Linked DNA regions of Homo sapiens: region 1 is linked to region 2. Evidence: chromatin loops called from intact Hi-C (ENCODE). Cell type or tissue: K562. All regions are shown on one strand. Each heading gives the region's core, and the rest is flanking DNA. Links, peaks and the distances in the headings are about the cores only.

The links. A loop is a pair of places that touch in the nucleus more often than their neighbours do. Peaks named below come from ENCODE experiments on the same cell type or tissue, not always from the same donor. Only the 100,000 strongest peaks of a DNase experiment are listed, where the experiment ranks them.
Region 1: a loop joins it to region 2, with 3 times the contacts of the local background. A loop is called at or near these places in 24 of 110 quality-filtered maps.

The regions. Positions count from the first base shown.
Region 1 is chr4:77,235,729-77,245,887 of GRCh38, forward strand. No RefSeq gene overlaps it. Among named protein-coding and RNA genes, the nearest start is that of CCNG2, 84 kb to the left of the region's middle. In K562, for the core only: a CTCF peak has its summit at 4,955 (motif pointing right); a DNase peak (open chromatin) is centred at 4,933.
Region 2 is chr4:77,596,020-77,605,938 of GRCh38, forward strand. CXCL13 (C-X-C motif chemokine ligand 13) reads left to right here and starts at 9,801. Exons shown (of 4, transcript NM_001371558.1): 1 at 9,801-9,910. The coding sequence starts at 9,847. In K562, for the core only: CTCF peaks have their summits at 3,582 and 5,055; DNase peaks (open chromatin) are centred at 3,612 and 5,062; H3K27me3 peaks cover 487 bases.

The sequences.
Region 1 (10,159 bases), core at 1,306-9,305, 360 kb before region 2:
CTATCCCTCACCCCCTTCCCTTGAGTCCCCAGACTCCATTTATATCATTCTTATGCTCTGCAACATGCCTGACTGTCCTTAGAACATAACATCTCACAGCTTACAGGTTCATCTTTGGGCTTTATTCCAAGAACAAGACAACTTTCAAAATGGTCTCATGGGAATGTCTGCTTTTCCACGGCTCACCTGGCATCTTGGAAGATAGTGATATGGGAATTCCCAAGAGTTAGAATCTTTGCAAATAGCCTATTCCTGGTTTTCTTCAAGTAATAAAATCCTTAGCATCAGTAATGCAATGATTGGCAACCTTTGGCTACCTGGCCTATCTGTGCAGGGGTCCTGTGCTGCATTCTTAGTCACTTTAACTCCTAGGCATGATTTCAGGACTGTTTTTTGGGGGAACAGTCGGTGAATCTTCTGTAGAAATTGAAGTTCTGGAGGTACAGTTCCTACTGAAGACACTCCTGTGCTTGGCCCCCATTTCATGTTAGAACAGCAGCTTGACTAGCATGTTCACTGAACAAGTGAATCACATGTTTCTAACTGTCAGAGGATGGATGGGATTTCCAGGAAGCAGATCATCAGATGGAGGTGAGCCTCAGGAAGCTCACCAGGGAGTGGTCTTGGGCTCCACACCTGTGAAAGCGAAGGAAAGGAAGAAGTGGAGCTGTGATGCCTTCTTCAAAGAAGCTTCAAGCCAACCCTGTCAGGGGGTTTTGAAGCCAAGGTCCTTTTAGAGCTATCCTGCCTGCATTGGGATGAGGGGTCTGGAGTTTTAATCTCAGGTGGAACATTGGATGCCAGCCACCCAGGAAGAGGTGTGACTTCTGGTGAGCCAAGCCCAAGAGGGGCGGACTGCTGACATCTGCCTGCCTGCCTGTGGGCATCCAGTAGCTGGGAGAACAAACCTTTCATTCCTGAAAGGTTTATGTAAAAGCACATGGCAGAAAACACACTGAACATCTAGACCTAATATGAACCTCAAAAGCAGTAATAAGGTTTATTTTCATGCCTTATGTGGTGAGTAGGAAGTCACAGGCTGTCCTAATCAGATAAATGATTTGGTTGAAGTCGAGTCAACCTCATCTTTGTCCTGGAATTCTTGTACCTTTTGGGGCAACAGGGCTTCAATGTTTTGACTCAGAGCAGAACGAGAATTGTCAGGAGGAAACCCCATGGCTGGATTCACCACTGTCCAAGGGAAGTGGCCTGAGGGCTCAGCTGGGTGGTCATGAAGGCAAGGGTGATGGATTGGTATAGGCACTCCTTCCTGTTGCTGAACACTGCTCTCCTTGCACTACCTCCTGGTAGGAACACCTGTCTCGATCGTTATCTTGGCAGCCACCTCATAAGCATATATGCTACATCTATAAAGACAAAGTACTGCTCTCAAATATGTCCTGGAGAATACAAATTCAGAAGCTTATCACCACCTGTGTGACTTCCATAGCAATGACTAGTGTTAAAGCAAAGAACTAAGTCTTTTGAATATAAACACAAACCAAACTGGGGATTAACTGAGTGGTGTCGTGATTAGTAACAGCAGCCCTCATGTTGGCATCACCAGTTGGAATTACCTGATTCCAGGGAACCCTGGTTCCCGTGGGCTTCCAAACCAAAGGGACAGATCGGAGTTCTAACCTCATTGCTCAGTCTGGGTTCCTCCAGCCGCTCAAATTTTGGATGCTTTCAGAGCCACCTCTTAAGGATGACTTTGGGGGCCATGAACAGACAACTAACTATGCCCAGGAAAATCATGAGTTCGTCTGGGTCAATAGAATAAATGGCACACAGAATGTGAGAAGACTAGAACAGAACAAGGTAACTGCATCTGAGCAATTGTGAGATAACTTGGTACATAGTAAAACAATTGGGAAGGGTGGGGGGTAACTTCTGGAAGGGAGGATCCATATGCCTCAGATAACACGTCAGCATGGAATTTATAAAGCAAACGGCCAAAAGCCACATTGTGGCAATTCAGGATTGGTGTAGACTCCTGGCATGGGTGGTCATCTCTATTCTGAATGGAGTAGCCTTGGGTGTGTCCATAGGGATCTACAAGCTGACTTCCACATCTGAACTTACTCCAGTACTTAAGTTGTAGTTTTAACCCAAAACTTCTATACTGCTGGCTTGTGTTGTGATGCAGATGCCAAGGTGTGGGGTTAGATGCTCAAGAACTTTGGGGTGGGGAAAGTTCTGTGAGGGAAACTGAGGGAGCTGGAAGAGTCTGGGAAGAGGACTATGATGCAGGCCTGACTCTGAAGGAAAGATGTTAGGTAGGAAGTGGGCTGAGACTGAGGTGTGTGACATTGTTTTGGCAAGGATAAATACCAGAGCCCAAATTGCCCATCAGAAGTCCCAAGTGCCCTAAACAGGGCTGCTTGAGCATCCTAGCTGCACTCAAGTATCGGATGAAGCAGCACATGGGAAGAATGACATTCTAATAAGCATAGTTGGCTCCCGTGCTATACAGCTCTACTTCTCTACACAGGTCCACAGAAGAGTGACTTTGTGTCCCTTAGGACTCTTCAGGGGAACTCAAGGATGCATGGGATGAAATGCAGCTCCTGTGTCTAGATTGATCCCAGGTTGCAATGAACACTAATCTGCCACAACAACTATCCACTCTGAATTTTCTTAGCCCTCAGCTATAACCTTGGCTGAGGGCTAGTTCTTAGCTGGTAGGATAAAAATCTTCATACTAAGGGGCCTGAACCACTAGTAAGCTCTAGCTTTTCAAGGTAGGTTGTTGAATTAGTTACAGTGGGTCAAGGGAGTACCAGGAGATGCCCAAGTAGATGACCCAGGTTTCATTCATACATGTTAATGTACAAACCACCTCCTGTTACCCCACAAGGATAACTCAGTGAACCCAGTGGCTCACAGGGAATGATGGAAAGTATGACTAACCTTCTTAGTTTCTGCATCCATGTAGTCTTCCTATAGGGGATACAGTATTACACAGATGCCTCTAACACACTGCCTCATAAAGGATGGTGTCCCAAAATGTCAGCATGTTTACTTGGAGTCCATGCTTCTGTTTCCTGAAGGCTGTGTCACCATTCTGAGACTCCCTGCCTCTAAATGGTTTTGTGATATGGCCGGTAGACCTTGTGATCTGGGGCCTGTCTATCTTTTGTGACCTCAATCCAGTGGTAACACACTTTGCTGTATGGGGCTCCATACCTGTGGATGAAGCACAGGAGTCCCCGGAGTGGGAGGTAGCTGAGACTTCATAAGCAGGAGAGACAAACCCATATCAACATGAGATATCTATTCCTGTGAACATGAACTTCTGGCTTTCCCAGAACGGGAAGGGGCTTAATGTAGTCAACTTGCTACCATGTAGTGAGTTGGTCTCCTTATACTGATACATTGAGATTCAATGTCTGACAAGTGGGTCTTTCAGAAGAAATGGTAACCAGAATTTCTCTAGGAAATGGCAGTCCATGTTGGGCACACATGTTATCTTCCATGTCTGCTACCGTGGCTACAATATGCATTTACCCATTAGCTGCTGAAAAAGCCTGGCCGATACCCAGTGGCAGAGCTATTTTGCCTGTTCACCAAACAGACAAAACGTCTGGCTTGTAGTGTGTCTTAACAGGTGATGTAAAAATCTACAAGTCTTAAGCATCCATACATCCCATCTTGGACTTCTAATTTTTCCAGTCTTTTTATCCAGGCCTCTGACCAGGTAGCTTAAGCACTGGTCACTGCCCAGGCATCAATACATATTCTAATCTTGAGCTGCTGCTTTTGCCACCAAATTTAATTCTTGGTGGAACACTTGGATTTGTTACTTTCCTGTATATGGCCTGAGGCATATCTTCATGGCTGCCACAGCCACAGAGTACAGCCAAGATGCTTTAAACATGGTCTTCATCTAGCATTTGGGAAATAATGGGATCTCTTTCCTGATACCAACACAGTTTCAGTGATGCCACAGGCTTGTAAATGCCTACAGAGCCCAGGTTTGTGGCTCAGGAAGATACCTGCTGTTGGTGTCTGAGCCCTTTGAATAAATATTGTGAGATTACTTGATAATGAAGAAATTCTTGAAGTAAAACTGAGTCTTAGCAGCAAAGTTAAAGGAAATAAGCTGCCCCTTGGGTATTGCGGGATGTGATTGGTAATGCCAAGGCCTGTTGGCAGACCTCATGCTGAGGATCAGGTAATGAGACTGAGTGACAGCTGTCATTTTTCAGTGGAGGGGTGATGGCAGAAAATCTGAAGTGGCAAACCCTTAACTGAAGTCCTGTTGGATAAAGTGTGGTGACAGGATGGGATAGAAATCTATAGCAACAAGTTACATCAAAGGTCTGATATCCTTTCAGGACTCTGTATCGAGTTTAGCATGAAGGCTGATCTCGTTAAGTTCCTAATAGGTTAGCATTCCAAGGTTAAGTGCTCACAAGAGGTGTGCACTTGGAGGACATAGTATGCCTGCCTCCCTAGCCCCTCGGTCAATTGCTGATCTGTGTCCAGAGTGGGGAACTGCTGTGTCATTGGAGGAAAGAAATCTAAGTCATAGGCAGATAGCATCAGACAACCTCCGTCATTCAGAATCACATCAGCTACAGTGGGCTGTAGGGTGTCCACAGGAAAGCATCCAGTGAGCCGCCTCAGGTATTAGGTTCAAGAACGGTGCATTCTGTGACCTATATTTTATGTCTACATTTCAAACGAACCAACTCTTGGACAGTGAGAAAGTAGACTGTGACACTTGAGCTTCCTCTGAGGGAATGTAGTATGAGGTCTGAGTCCATAGGACATCGCTGTTAACTGATTCTCCAGTTTCCCTTGCCTTAGATGTGAGAGGTCCTGTACTTCCCTCGTGTCAGGCAGTACAGGTGGGCCGTGGTGTGGGTTGGGGGAGAATCAGACAAGTCTCACAGGTGAACTGGAGGGGCAGACCCGCTGGGACTGAGTTCAGGGCTTTGGCCAGGAGAGGGCAGTACTCGATCACAGAACTGTGTTCCCTGAGCAACCTCCTTCAGATGGAGCCTGGGCTGGGCAACTTAAGGGGCTTTTAGAGAGCAAGAACCAACAGTGACTGACTATAATGGTCTTATGAGGGACACTTGGGGTGTACAGTTCGGGATAACTGGGAGCTTTGAAGAATGGGTTAATGTAAATGGAAAATGGGTCTCCAAGCAGATGACACAAAGCAGAATGAGCAGACGTCCATGGCAAACAGAAAAAGGGGTAAAGCAGGACAAAGTGCTAGAGAAAAGCCAGTGAATTCCTCGATATGCGAATGGTGTACACCTTAGAGTGGATTGCCACAGTAGTGGAGGACGGCATGTCTTTCAAGGTACCTCTTCCAGAACCAAGATAACGCTGTTTCTCATGCATAAATTCAAGTGAAGGAATGAATATAAGGCTTTAGTGTCCATGCTTTCACCATCAGTATGGTTTACAGCATAGTTTTCCTTGTAACATAGTTTTCTTGGGTCTGTTAAGCATCATGCTAACCTCTTAACGTGAGGATAAGTGACAAGGCACGGCAAATTAGTGAACATGAGATGTGTGCCTGGTTGAACTGATGCATGCAGCTCATCTGTATCTCAGCTGTCCCTCATGCAGCTGAACTTGCTGGCGTGCACCCACAGGGTCCTCTAAGTGCATTTTCAATTTCCATAGTGACTCTTGGATAGAAAAGTTTAGCCAACTGTTAGATGTGCAGGTGGTGACTTTAGATAGGTAGGATTATCACCATGGAAGCTTCTGGTTCATGATAATGAGAGGGACTTCAGGAGATGTTTGGTAGAACATAGACAGCCACTGGAAGGTGCCAGGAGCCTGAAGGAAAAAATCCTCAGTCTGTTTCTTCCAAACACTGAAATCAAGGCGACTTTCAACCCTGGAAGTGTCATTAGTTGTCAAGAATTATGAAGCCAACTATATGGTAACTGTAACGAACTCCTCAGGACCAGAGATCTTAGAAATACCAACGTATTTCTAAGAAATCAGTGAAGGAGTTGGGGAGGCAGGATGAGTAAGAAGGGGATAGGTAAGTCAAGCAAGGCTGTGATCACAGACAAAATCCCCTTGCCTCTCACAGAGGAGCGCTGGAGGTTACACCATTGCTTGAGCTGGGCTTTCATATGTGAGAATATGACAGCATTTATTACTGGTGGTCCTGGTCTAGTGGGGGGTAAGAGGTGGTAATCTTGGGCACTTCTGGCTGTTGGTGTGCATGTAAAATAGGTCCAGTAACTCAAGGGAGGTGCTCGAACAACTGCAGATGCTGCCTCTTAAAGACACAGGTATCCAACGTTGAGGATTACAGAGAAATGGCAAAAGGAATTTGAGGAGATATGGACATGGCCCCAAGATAGGGTTCATTATCTTTGTTACAGGAAGAAAAGAATAGGTGAATAGGCAACAGGGCTCTCCTTGTCTCCAAGTAATACCTTTGCTACTTCTGTATCTTCTGAATGTGACGGCTTAAGGTTTGCAGGCTCGCCTTTGGGCTTTATCCCAAAACCAAAATTCTTTCAAGATAGCCTTGTGGTGTTGCCTGTTTGCTTCTTCCCAGGCCCAGCAGGGAAGACAGTGATGTGGAAATTCCTAGGAGTTAAATCTTCAGAAATACCCTGAATTTTTAGTGTGTCTTGGTTGATTGAACCACCTCTCTCTCCCCCTGAGAGGTTGCCTGGAGCATTCGGTGTGTGACTCCACATGCGTGCAGAGTGCTTGTCCATGAAGGTAGATAGACCAGTTAATTCTCTCCTGTAAGCATCTCTAAGCTTTCTCTGGTATCCTACCAGGTATTGGTTTGCATTTCTGGTAATTCCTCATAGTAGAATTTGGCAGCGTGGTAGAATATGGCAGACACAAGGTATAACAAAAGGAGTCTCCGTGATCTTGAATGCATCTGGGTGATGTGTGGCTTTGGCATAAGGAAACCATTTGGGTCCAGTTGCTTCAAGTGACTTCCAAGCATTCCAAAATCAGTTTGGTCAATTACCCCTGGAAATAAGAATCAGGGCAGACTCAAAATACTTCAAGTTACTAGCTGTTACAAGTATATCTGCAACTCTTTTGCTATATATGCTCTCTTGAACCATCAGTGGCTGTCCAGGCCATCAACTTAAGCTGTAAAGGATATCAACAAGGGCATTGTGGCACCAACTATAGCCAGCTATCTTTGACACATAGCCTGAACATGAAGTTGCAGGTAATTTGCATGGATCTCTAATCCCAGCAGCAGCTTTAAAGGCACCAAACCTATCCTCTGCTTACTCTTACATAGCCCCGTGAATCCCAATGCAATGTTATCAGGATGTGAAAAACAGCATGGTAAACCCATGCATGTATGCAGTGTCATCAGGTAGAACAGCAATGCAGCACTTGTCCGTTCCAATAGCCAGTGTGTAGCCAGCTAAGTGGTGTCCTGTCTGGCTTATTGAGGTGATCTGGTACAGGGAAATGCTTCCAGAGCGATGGTACAATGCTACATGCTATTATGCATGGTCAATGTCAAATGCAGCTGACACACAAAGTCACTGTACAGGATGAGAAGTGCCCTTGAATTACCCTTGGCCGTCAGTGTCTAATGGCTCAGTACGACTTGATGCTTTGCCCTTAGAGGGTATGATGGTTTTTCCTTGGAAAGAGTCTAGATAGAAGAATGAAGGAAAAGACACAGCCAAAGACTTTCTGTGGTTTCCTTTACTTCTGCCTGAGCTATTGCTGCTGTCAGCCCTTGTGGATAGTTCTGTCCCATATTTTAGTATCAGGGACCCTTTGGTGTAGACATGGAACTACAGATGTTGGCAAAGTATAAGATGGAACTGTTGGTGCCTTTACCACTTTGATCATCTGTCTCCTGTCTTTGGCCTTACTGTCATAATCTGGATATTTCTTCCAGATAAAGTATGGGCTCCTGGGCCTATGTCAGCTTTGATTTGTGATTTGGTGTAAAGCAGAGATAGGTTTACTAGTCCGTTTTCACACTGCCAATGGTCATACCCGAGACTGGGTAATTTATAAAGGAAAGAGGTTTAATTGACTCACGGTTCCCCATGGCTTGGGGAGGCCTTCCAACAATCATGGTGGAAGACTAAAGGAAGAGCAACGGGATGTCTCACATGGTGGCTGGCAAAGAAAACGAGAACCAAGCGAAAGGGGTTTCCCCTGATCAAACCATCAGAACCATCAGTTCTCATGAGACTTATTCACTACCATGAAACCAGTATGGGGGAAATCATCCCCATGATTTTATTATCTTCCACCAGGTCCTCCCACAACATGTGAGAATTATGGGAGCTACAATTCAAGATGAGATTTGGGTGGGGAAATATCTAACCATGAAGGTTGAGGGGTGGTATAAGGGCCTTGCTGGGTTCTAGGTCTTTGAGCCCAGGGTTACAGGGAATACTAATGAATTCTTGGGTTGAGCTGGGTCCTAGGAGAAGCAAATGCCTACACAGGGTTGGGCATTGAGGAATTGATCAGAAATGACACCTTAGACAAGCTGCAGGAGAGCATTTAATCTCACAAAGTACAGAATGAAGAATGAAGTAAGGTAGCTAGGTAGCCTCAGATTGTGGTAAAGTGAAACAAGAGCTTTGGGTTGGCCAATGGTAAGTCTTAGACTCATCATTGCTTTTATTAGGGTTGTCTAGAGGAACAGAACTAATATGTTTATATGAAAGGGAACTTATTAAGGAGAATTGACTCATACGATTACAAGGTAAAGTCCCACAATAGGCCATCTGCAAGTTGAGGAACAAGGAAGCCAGTGGTGGATCAGTCTGTGTCCCAAAACCTGAAGTAGGGAAGCAGACAGTGCAGCCTTCAGTCTGTGGCCAAAGGCCTGAGTGCCTCTGGCAAACCACTCTTGTAAATCCAAGAGTACAAAAGCTAAAGAACTTTGAGTCTGATATTTGAGGGCAGGAAGTATCCAGCACAGGAGAAAGATGGCCAGAGCAGACTCAGTGAGTCCATTCTTCCATCTTCTCCTGCCTGCTTTCTTCTAGCCATGCTGGCAGCTGATTAGATGGTACCTACCCAGATTGAGGGTGGGTCTGCCACCCCCAGTCCACTGACTCAAATGTTAATCTCCTTTGTCAACACACTCAGACACATCCAGGAATAATACTTTTCATCCTTCAATCAAGTTGACACTCAGTATTAACCATCACGTTGTTCACGAGTGGAGTCCCCTGTTTTGCAGCAATGAGCTTGCCTTAGGCTCGGCTGCTGTGCCATGACAGGGATGCTGCTGGTCAATTACTCTTCACTGCAGGCATCTGAGTGGAGTTTGGGTCCTATGGCCACCAGACCTCTACCTAAGAAGCCTAGGATGTGGTTGTAAATCCCAGGGCACTCAAGAGGGTTTAGAACCCACTTAAGTCTGAAGCAGAGAATGGATCCTCATGTTGCTAGTCTGGATCCCATGGGGTTGAAGGAAATTGGCTCCTGAAATTACTCCTGATCCCAGTTGCACCGAGCACTGGGAAACTTGGACTACTTAAATGCCTGAATTGCGTGAGTTGTAGGTTTCAACTCAGCAAGTCTTTGGTAAGGCTGGTCAAGTGGTCTTCTGTCTGGCTAAAAAACTTGTTGGAAATTCAGTGGAGTCACTTATTCCTGGACATATTGTAGGATAAGTTAATAGGGTTGCTTCTTTGGTATGAGTGTCGAAAAAGATAATCTCAGGTACTTGAGGATACCTGTTTCCTTAGCTGCCTGAGAGGCTGTTGCTTATGTGATATACCCCTTTCATGAGTTGCTCAGATCAGAAAGTGGATCTTTGTTTTTTGACTAGGCATCCCAAGGCTGTGTAGCTAGATACATTTTGTAGTCCCCCAAATTTTTCTTATCAGGGAGTCCACGTTGTGAGGTCTCAAGGGACAATAACAAGCCAAAGCAGGACCTGAATGTTAAGAGGGAACTCCTTAGCGAGTAGGTTGACCAAAACTCAGATAGCCTAGTTGATCGTACACTGTCAGCACCTTACCTAGGACACTTGTCAGGTACTTCAATATTGATGCCCACGTTGGCAGCTACACACACTCTGACATCCTTAGGGAGAAATCGACCATTCCCCATAGATCTGACTCCAGCTTAAGGTATGCCATGTCCCGACCCTTCTCTCCTGACTACAGTGACTAGTTCAGGGATGGGCATGCCGCTGAAACCC
Region 2 (9,919 bases), core at 1,920-9,919:
CACTCCCTCTGTTGACCTAATCATACTCAACAAATTGTTACTTTTTGCAAACAAAACAAAGTCCCTTTTCATATTACTGAGGCAGATAGAAGGCAGTATAACAAGAAATACAATGGAATTTTTCCTGTTGTCCCGGAAGGGAGCTAAGATCTAAAGCTGACAAGCAAAAACACTAACAGTGTGTGTCCATTAAGATGATTTTCTAAGTAACCAAAATTGCTAGGTATAGGTTTTGTCTTGAGTAAGACCATCTCTGTATCACCTCCCACTTGTTTGTATGGCTATTATCAAAAAGACAAGAGGTAACTGTTGGCAAGAGTGTAGCGAAAAGGGAACACGTACACTGTTGGTGGGAGTGTAAATTAGTACAGTCATTTTGGAAAATAGTATGGAGGTTACTCCAAAATTAAAAATAGAACTATCATACGCTCCAGCAATCCCTCTTCTGTGTATACACCCAAACAAAATGAAATCAATACCTTGGGCTGGGCACAGTGGCTCATGCCTGTAATCCCAGCACTTTGGGAGACTGAGGTGGGCGAATCACCTGAGGTCAGGAGTTAGAGACCAGCCTGGCCAACATGGTGAAACCCCATCTCTACTAAAAATACAAAAATTAGCTGGGTATGGTGGCGGGTGCCTCTAGTCCCAGCTACTGGGGAGGTTGAGGCAGGAGAATCATTGGAACCCGGGAGGCAGAGGTTGCAGTGAGCTGAGACCGCGCCATTGCACTCTAGCCTGGGCAACAAGAGTGAGACTCTGTCTCAAAAAAAAAAAAAAAAAAGAAAAGAAAAAGAAGAAAAGAAAGAAGTCAATACCCTGAAGAGATATCTGCATCCACACGTTCATTGCAGCATTACTCACGATAGCCAAGACGTGGGAATGACCTAAGTGTCTATTGATGGAAGAACGGGTAAAGAAAAATGTGATCTATACATGCGGTGGAGTATTATTCAGCCTTTAAAAAGATGAAAATGCTGCCATTTGCAAGAACACGAATGAACCTGGAGGACATTACACTAAGTAGTATAAGCCAGACACATAAAGAAGCATATTGCATAATCTCACTTATATGTGAAATCCAAAACAGTCAAACATATAGAAGCAGAGTAGTGGTTATCAAGGGTGAGGAGGTGGGGGAAATAGAGAAACATTTAAAAAATGATAGATTACTTAAAAACATTTTTAATTGATTCAGAGGGAATATTTTACTGATTATTAGATTGAAGCTCTGTAGACTTCCCAGCTAATTGTGTAAATCATATTTTTTTTAATGTATTGATACTTAGGTTTTCCCCTGGGGGCAAAAGGAATGCATTCATTTTGAATAGTATATTTTTTAATCTTTTTGCATAAACTAAAGCAATATGTCATTTTAAAAAAGATTTCCATTCTTTTGGCAAGGAGCTTCTCCATGTGTTGGTTTTGTTGAACCTGGATGTAACATCTGGAATTGATGCAGCCACTTTGTGCCATGAGTGAATCTAGCCTGAGGACAATTTCCTAAGGCAGGAAGGGGCCGCCTTTTACATTATCCCTGTTTTAAGAGCTAAAGTAAAAAAGTTCTTTCCCAGACCCCAATTCCTTAGAAAAGTGAAATTCTCATGGTTGGCTTAAGAAAATAAAGATTTCCCCACCAAGAGTCTTGGAATATGGAAGAAGTTGAATATTCAAATGAATAGGGTCTATTAGAATGGTGGAAGTGCACAAATGGCTCTTGGGTGGGCAACAGGATCTGCTCTGTGGCCACATTCTATGTCCAAAGCACCAGCAGCACCAAGGCTGACCACCCACAGGGACTACCAAGAGGCACCTGCCCACCACCAGCACCTAAGTCAATGAAATGAAAAGACTAGGAGAGGTGAGAGAGCTTTGGGAGACTGCCAGGTGTATAAGAGAATCCCTGCCCTCTCATTTCTCTTCGGAACTTTGGCAAGCCACTAAAGCAGCAGAGTGCTTGATGTCATTGGAGCTTGGAGAAGGGGAGACAGGAAGACAAGAAGCTGAGAAAAGGGAACCATTGAGTCAGCCTGTTTTTCTACTGTCTGGCAAAGCAAGTCTTCTGTGGGTCATGTGGACACTGCGGGAGATGACCAGGCTTGCCTGTCTTGACAGTATACTGCCTCCAAAGGACTGGCATGGAGCAAGGGGATCCCAGCAACAAGGGGCTGTGGAATATGCTCCTGTGGTAGCAGCTGAAGATTTGCGGAAGCCGTTGGTTCAGAATCGAGTCTGCCATATTAGTTTGCACTGTATTAGGGAGACTCTGCAGAGAGATTCAGCCACATCCATAGAGTTAACAGAGAGCAGTGGGGAGTAACAGGGCTGGATAGTGCCTGTCGTCTTGCCATGAAAGATAACCATTCCATCCCCAATCCCTTCGTCCCTTTCAGAGCCTGGAAGAGGGAAGGGGAAGTATAGAACAACCAGACTATGCTTTTCTCACCCACTCCAAGCCTCTATAGTCAAAGTTTTCATCTATGTTAGCTGGAAGAGAGAAGAGCTTTGAATCAAACATTGAAATTTATTCAACAAAGAAATAAGACTATTTGAATAACAAAAAGTGACAAAAAGATGTTATGGAATCTGGAAGATGCCTCATGAGAGATGCTACACCACCAGAAAGGGAGAGGCAATATAGTAGAGTGGCAGGTTATTGCGGAAAACTTTTCTTCGTTATACACTAACACATTGAGACTCCATAGTGAACACATTCTACAGAAGGAAGGTGAGGTGTCGCCCAACTCTAAGCTTTGAAAATATTCATGTCCCATTTTTGGCCTAGCCCCAACACAATGATTTTTTTTTTTCTTTGAGATGGAGTCTCACCCAGGCTGGAGTACAATGGCATGATCTCGGCTCCCTGCAACCTCTGCCTCCCGAGTTCAAGTGATTTTTCCTGCCTTAGCCTCCATAGTAACTGGGATTACAGGCACCTGCCACTATGCCCGACTAATTTTTGTATTTTTAGTAGAGCCAGGGTTTCACCATATTGGCCAGGCTGGTCTTGAACTCCTGACCTCAGGTGATCCACCTGCCTCAGCCTCCCAAAATGCAGAGATTACAGGCATGAGCCACCGCACCCGGCCAGCCCCAACACTATTACTGAAGGTAAATAAAAATGGAGTCTTAGGAGTAGAGCTAGAGGAAAAAAAACATTAACAATATCTAGGTACTGCCAATGAACCTTCCTTGGTATCCGTGAGGATTGGTTGCAAGACTCCCGTGTATACCAGAATCTATAGATGCTCAAGTCTCTGATATAAAATGGGGTAGTATTTGCATATAACCTGTGCACATCCTCCTGTATACTTTAAATCATCTCTAGATTACTTATAATACCTAATACAATGTAAACACTATGTAAATAGTTATATTGTTTAGGGAATAATGACAAGAAAAAAATCTGTACATGTTCAGAACAGACATGGTCCTTTTTAAAATATTTTTGATTCACAGTTGGTTGGATCCACAGATGTGAAACCCTATGGATAAGGAAGGCCGACTGTATTCATTTGGAACGTAAATTGGAGTACTTGGAGAAGATATTCAACCTGTGAACTTCAGGCCCCTAGTGGTGGTCAAAGTGATTGCAAAGAGTCCTCAACCCCATCTGTGAGAACTGGGGTGGACAGCAAAGGGATGAGGCAGCAGAGGAAGTTGGAGAGAGCACCAGGATCCACTAAGGACTTCTCCACACAGGGGATAGTGGGAAGCCTTTGCAGCACAGCAAAGACACAAACAGCTTTGTGTTTTGAGAAGATGGTTCTGGCTGCAGTGTGGAAAGTGGATTGGGATTGGGGATGGGAAAAGAGCAGTTAGCAAGCTATTGAAGTAGTTGGACAATGGTGGCTGGGAATAGTTTCTAGCAGTGAAACGGGAGGAAAGTGGAGAAAGTCAGGCTATTTTAAGATATACAAGTGCCAGCTCTTAGAGACCAAATAGATATGGGGATTAAAGGCGATGAAGGAGTTCAAGATAACTTCCCTGGTTTTTAAGCAAATTTTTGAGCAACTGGGTGAATGATGATACCATTTACTAAGACTTGGAATATTGGAGATAGAGCAGGTTTTGAGGACACTAAGTTCAGTTTGGGGATAATATGATTAGTGAGAAGTATCTAGGAGGCCTCTATGAAGAAATGACCAGTAATTAGGCTATTGAATAGATACCAATGTGAGAGGACTTACATGTAAACTTGAAGGACTGGGAAGAGACACACACCCCTAGGGAGAGAGTACACAGTGAGAGGAGCGGAATAGCTAGTTAGATGAAGAAGAGAAAAGAGCAAAGCAATATGACACTGAGAAGATTACTTGGGGGCACCTGAGGTTTGCAGATTAGCTGATATCAAGGGAACAAAGTGATATGCCAAAAACTTTCAAAATTGCATAAGGGTTCTCTTGCTGGAAAATGAAACTATTGACTTTTATTTATAATGTCCAGGTCTTCATTGATGGTTATAACATAAATATATGCCGAATGAGAAAAGTAGATGATGACTTATTATCTACATGACATATGATTATATATGATGACATATGATTACATTATAGCGTCAGTAGAGGAGAAACAAGATGAGTATTTTGCTAATGCTCACTGCATGCACTATGCTTTAAAAGCAAAAGCACAATTGCTTGATCACTTTGACATTGGTATGTGGTGGCCTCACTGTTCTCAGAAATCTTTCTAATCACAGAAGGTACAAGCCCAGCCACTGCTGAGGCCGAATGTGATCTCATGCCAGAGGACCAATATGCAATCTGATTTTGCAACCTCAGGAATAAGGAGTTGGATTTGGGCAAGAATTTGTTGGACTATTTCAGATTTTTAGGGGTTTTTCTCCCCTCCTTCATGAATATTTCAGCCTAATCAAAAAAATCTCAAACCTCACAATATTTTTAAAGCAATAAGTCAAATCAAATAAATGATTTGAATGTTGAAATAATGCAACACACCCCTTCTGGTCAGCACACAGGCAGGGTCTTCTTTACCTGAGGACAGACCTTTTCCTTCCCGCAAACTGTTTCTGTAAGTAATGCTGCCACCTAGCAGTCTCTTGGGGAATCACCACCCTACAAGGTAATAGCTTTCGGTACACACGTTTTAGGTTTGTGGTGGCTTCCCTGCATTTAAGTTGGGTTTAAACAACACTTGAAATATGAATTTAATTACCTTTGAAAAATGTCTTTTCTGCAGGTATAGGTCTTGAAATCATGGTGTGGCAAAAAATAGGCTGTTGAAAGCAGCTCGCTCAAGATGAAAATGATGGCAAAATGCACAGGATTTGCACTGTCCAAACTCATCCAATTGCAGACACTGAATATGTGCAGTTCTTTTTATATAAATTATTCCTCAATAAAGCTGTTTAAAAAATGGTAAAATAAAAAGAAAATGATGAAAAAAAATAAAACACCCCCTGTGTAAAACTTCAGTACATTTGTATGAAATAACAAACCTCTACAAGTAACTTGTGAGGAGAGTAGGTAAAAACAAAGTGTGGATGATCAGCGTCAAAGAAGAACAGCTCTTTAACCAGAGAACTCTGGAGTCATAATCTCAAAGTATCACCTATGTGCCTACTGGAAACCTAAATGCTGTGACATTTTAATTCACAGCAGGAGCTTCACTTGCAAACTAAGCAAAGTTACTTTTTCATGTACTTCACGTTTTTGTGTTTTCACAAAGGTTAAAAAGAAACAGCTAACAGTTATTGAAGTGTTTGCTATTTGCCCAACACTGAGTAAAACACTTTCCAAGCACTGTTATGTAACCTACACAATCCCCTGAGATGATGTTACTGATACTGGTGGCCTGGGGAAGTTAACAAGGCAAATAAGTGTTGGAGTCGGGATACAAACCGAGCCAGTCTGATTTCAGAGCCTGAGCTCTCACCTCCAAGGTTATAATACTTTTCTATTGTGCTGAAAGTTATGTGGGAGCAAACAGATGTCAGATGTTCAGCAGGTTAAAACATGTGTTAACAGGATACAGTAAGTTTCTGTTTTCTAGTTGAGTGGCATGAAAGAAAATGTTCTCAATTGTATCACAGTGACATTTGTCCTATCTCTTACTACAAACTACTTTATTTAATCACTGTGAAACTCTACCGTTAACTCTCTGTTTAATACCTGTTGACTACCTAGATTGTCAGATACTTTGTCCAATTATGCCATCTCACTGTTTTAGTGACATTTCACTTTTTGATATCTTGAGAGAGAGTTTCCTTCTTGTCACTGCTCTGCATTTAGATGTCAGTGAGTACTGACATCTACAGTGGATGTGTCCTGTCCACTTTTACTAAAATAAGGTATCTATGCATCATTTTCTGAGGAAATGTCTTGTCCAAACATATCTCTGAAGATAATTTGAATGTGCATAATATCTTTATCCAGAAATAGCATGCCACAGCAAACTATGCAGCTTATGTTAGACCAGGCCCATGCATTCAAACCACCTGAGAATCTCGTTGAATGCAGGACCTGAGATTCTACATTTTAAACTAGCTCTCGGGTGAAGTTAATGATGCCAGTCCTTGGATCACAATTTAAGTACCAAGGTTCTAAATTACCCAGTTATGCTTGGGTCTGGAAAGAAAATCTGATTCGATTCCAAAGTGAAGCAAAAAAAAAACTTCCCTATAATTTTCTCATTTTATGTATCTGATGATAAAAATCAGGTTTGATATAAACCAAGTTATGTATTTTTATGTTTCTAAACAAGGGTATCTATAAAATCTATTTTAAAAATAAATTGTTTCCATTTGAGTTTTAAATCTATTTGTTTAAATATTTTTTCTTCTTGTCATCAGAGTTTTTGAAATTTATACCTCTACCATAAGATATCATGTAGTGTTGGACTTGAAACTTCTAGAATCATCTGGCTATCAGAGAGCTGCCCAACCTCCAGCCCCATCTTAGGGCAGACATGAATAAGGCTTCTTTGGTCTAAATAAGCTAAATCCAGAGCTCTGGGCATTAAAGAAACTGAAGTCAGATTTTAGAATTGTTCTGCAATTAGTTCCTTGACCTGGTGGTCCTATTTTTAATAGCAGCCAATTTAGGAGTTTCCTAGGTTTATTCAGAGCTCTCTTTCAGGTAACTTTGTCCCTATACTCTTCCCGTTCTTGTCAGTATCACTCATTTTTTTGCTCTCACAAGAAAATATATAGTACTTAGAGGTAAATGTAAAACTTCTATACTTGGGTCTCAAGATCATATCACAAAAGAGTGAAATGAATTAGACACTGTAAGAAATTGACCATTCAAAAACAGGAATGTTATTGCCTACCAACTCAATATAAGTGACTAGAATAATGTTATTCAGTCTAGGAATCTATTAATAGAAGAATAGTGCTAGGACAAAGGAGGTAATGGGCTTCCTCTAGCTTGTACTGGCAAAGCCATAATTGAGGTAATACAATGTTCAGATGTATGCATTTAAGTGTATGCGTGTCTGTGGCTGTGAGTCAGAGAGTGTGATGGAGAGGCAAAAGGGAAGGTAGTTATAATTTATGAGGAACAATGGAAAAGATCAACAGGTTTCAAAAAGGTAAACCAAGATGGTGAGAGAGTTTCAAACTGTTATCAATTCAAAGAAATAGGAGTATTTACTTTTGAAGTGGGTTTTGGAGTGGAAGTTAGTAAGATCTTTTATGGATGGATGGACAGATGGATGGATGGGGGTGGTGGATGGATTGAAGAGTTAAATCCCTAAACACCTCACTTTGAGAAATGTAGAAGCAATGGAGCAGTTTTTTCCCAAACAGATTAGATAGTCAGACAGACAGGCAGGCTATTTATTGAATACATTCTACATGCCAGTATTTGGCCGAACCCTCTACATATACCAGGTGCTTTCTTCTCCAAACAACCCTTTGGAATTCCTATTATCCTCATGTGGAAAGTGGTAAATATGAGGCATAGAGAAATTAAGTGACCTGTCCAAAGTCATTGCCAGGCTGAGCTCAGACTTTGTGCTGTTAACCTCTAGTTTATAACCCTGAGTGACACTCAAAGGTGGCCTACTCAACTCTCTCTTAAAGAAATAACTTGCTGGCCAGCGGCAAGGAGTGCAGTTAGCTGACAGCCTCTACTGATAACCTCCTCGGGCTCTGCTTCAGCTTTCAACCAGAGACCATGTTGTTTCTGAGGAGGCCCAGCTAAGGACCGAGCACGGTTGGGGTAGAAGAGTCTGAACATTTCTGCCCACCATGGGCCCCTCTAATAAACAGTCTTTCCTCTGGAGCTCCCCACTGAGCTGTTGTAGACTTCACCAGATCAGCATTGCAATCTGAGGCTCCCCCTGCCCAATTCAGCCTCCTTCCTCCTTCTGTCTATCGCAGGAGTTGTTCTGAATAACCTTCTTTTACTCCAATGTCCATCTCAGCATCTGCTTTGCAGAGGACACAACTGGCACACCCTGCCTTCATATATTTGGATTGCCATCATATAGAAGACTGTTTAGAATTGTTTTGTGTTGTGATAAGGGGTTGAATTAGGACAAAATTCAACCCCTTATCACAACACAAGCATAAACAAACTGCTAGGGAAGCAGCTTTCACATATACATAAGGAAGAACATCGTAACAACTAGAAGTGCCAAACAATAGAATAACCTGCCTCAAGATCAATGAGTGCCCTGTCACTGCGTTCAGGCTGACTGGAGAACTGCTTTTGTGTGAAGGTTGTGTGGCATTACCACTCCTCCACTTCTACCCCCATGAATACTGAGGCACCTGGGATGCTAAACATCCACAATGCTAATTGATTAGCAAAAACCAAATTGTTTAGGAAATCGCGCCAGGAAGCCCAAACCTCTGATTTCTTAGCAGATCAGTGGGTCTGGTTTGATACATCATCCTTGTCCACTTCCAGGGCAGTTTAGTGGTACTCTAGGCCAGACTAGCCAGTCTACATACTTTTTTTTTAATCAAAGAGCTTCTAGAAAATGGGATAAGCTGTGGGCTGATTGTCCCCATGGACTAGTTGGTGGGATCAAAACCTAACTTCACATATGTTTATGTCAGACTGTAATATGGGGTTCACCCTCTAATGCAGTTCTAATGACTCCCTCCCCTGCCACATGGTTCTCAAGCTCATGGACTTGCACACGACAGCCAGAGAGATTCTCTTCCTCAAGGCTGTTGTCTCCCTCCCTTCATGCAGACACAGGCACACAAAGCAGGGGACTCCTACTGCCCCCTTCTAAGAATTCCATGATGGTCAGATTATATAAGTAATCATATATTTCAGATAGCAAAATAAGAGATGGAAAAGACTGGTAGGAAAATCAATAGCATAATCAGCGTTAGGATCTGTATATAAAGAGACATTCATTTGCTGTGCAAATATTTACTGAGCACCTACCAAAGGCCGGAATCCCTTCCACATGCTAGGGACGTGATGCGCTCGACGGAGTCCCCAATGTCATGGAGTATATATCTAATGCCACTGAGAAACCTGGCTCACCCTGCACTGAGAGAAGCACTCAAAACCACCATCACCAATAGCGCTACTAAAGACAGTGCTTTGGAGCTTCCAAGCTGATAGATTATCCTTTCTCCCCACCCTCAGATTTCTCCAGTGTCTCTGGCACTTATAGTCCATGTTTGCAAGAAATATTTTATTATAGTGCTCTGAAACAAATTTATAAAGTTTGCAAGAGAAGTTTTAAAAAAGCAAGCTCAGCAATATTTGGGGGCTTTTAAAGCTGATGATGCAGCTGACCTACTGGAGACAAAGGCAGTGGGAGGGCCCTTACTGGTATAAATAAATAGGAGTCTCTGGTACTGCAAACCCACAGCCTGGACTCAGAGCTCAAGTCTGAACTCTACCTCCAGACAGAATGAAGTTCATCTCGACATCTCTGCTTCTCATGCTGCTGGTCAGCAGCCTCTCTCCAGTCCAAGGTGAGAAAT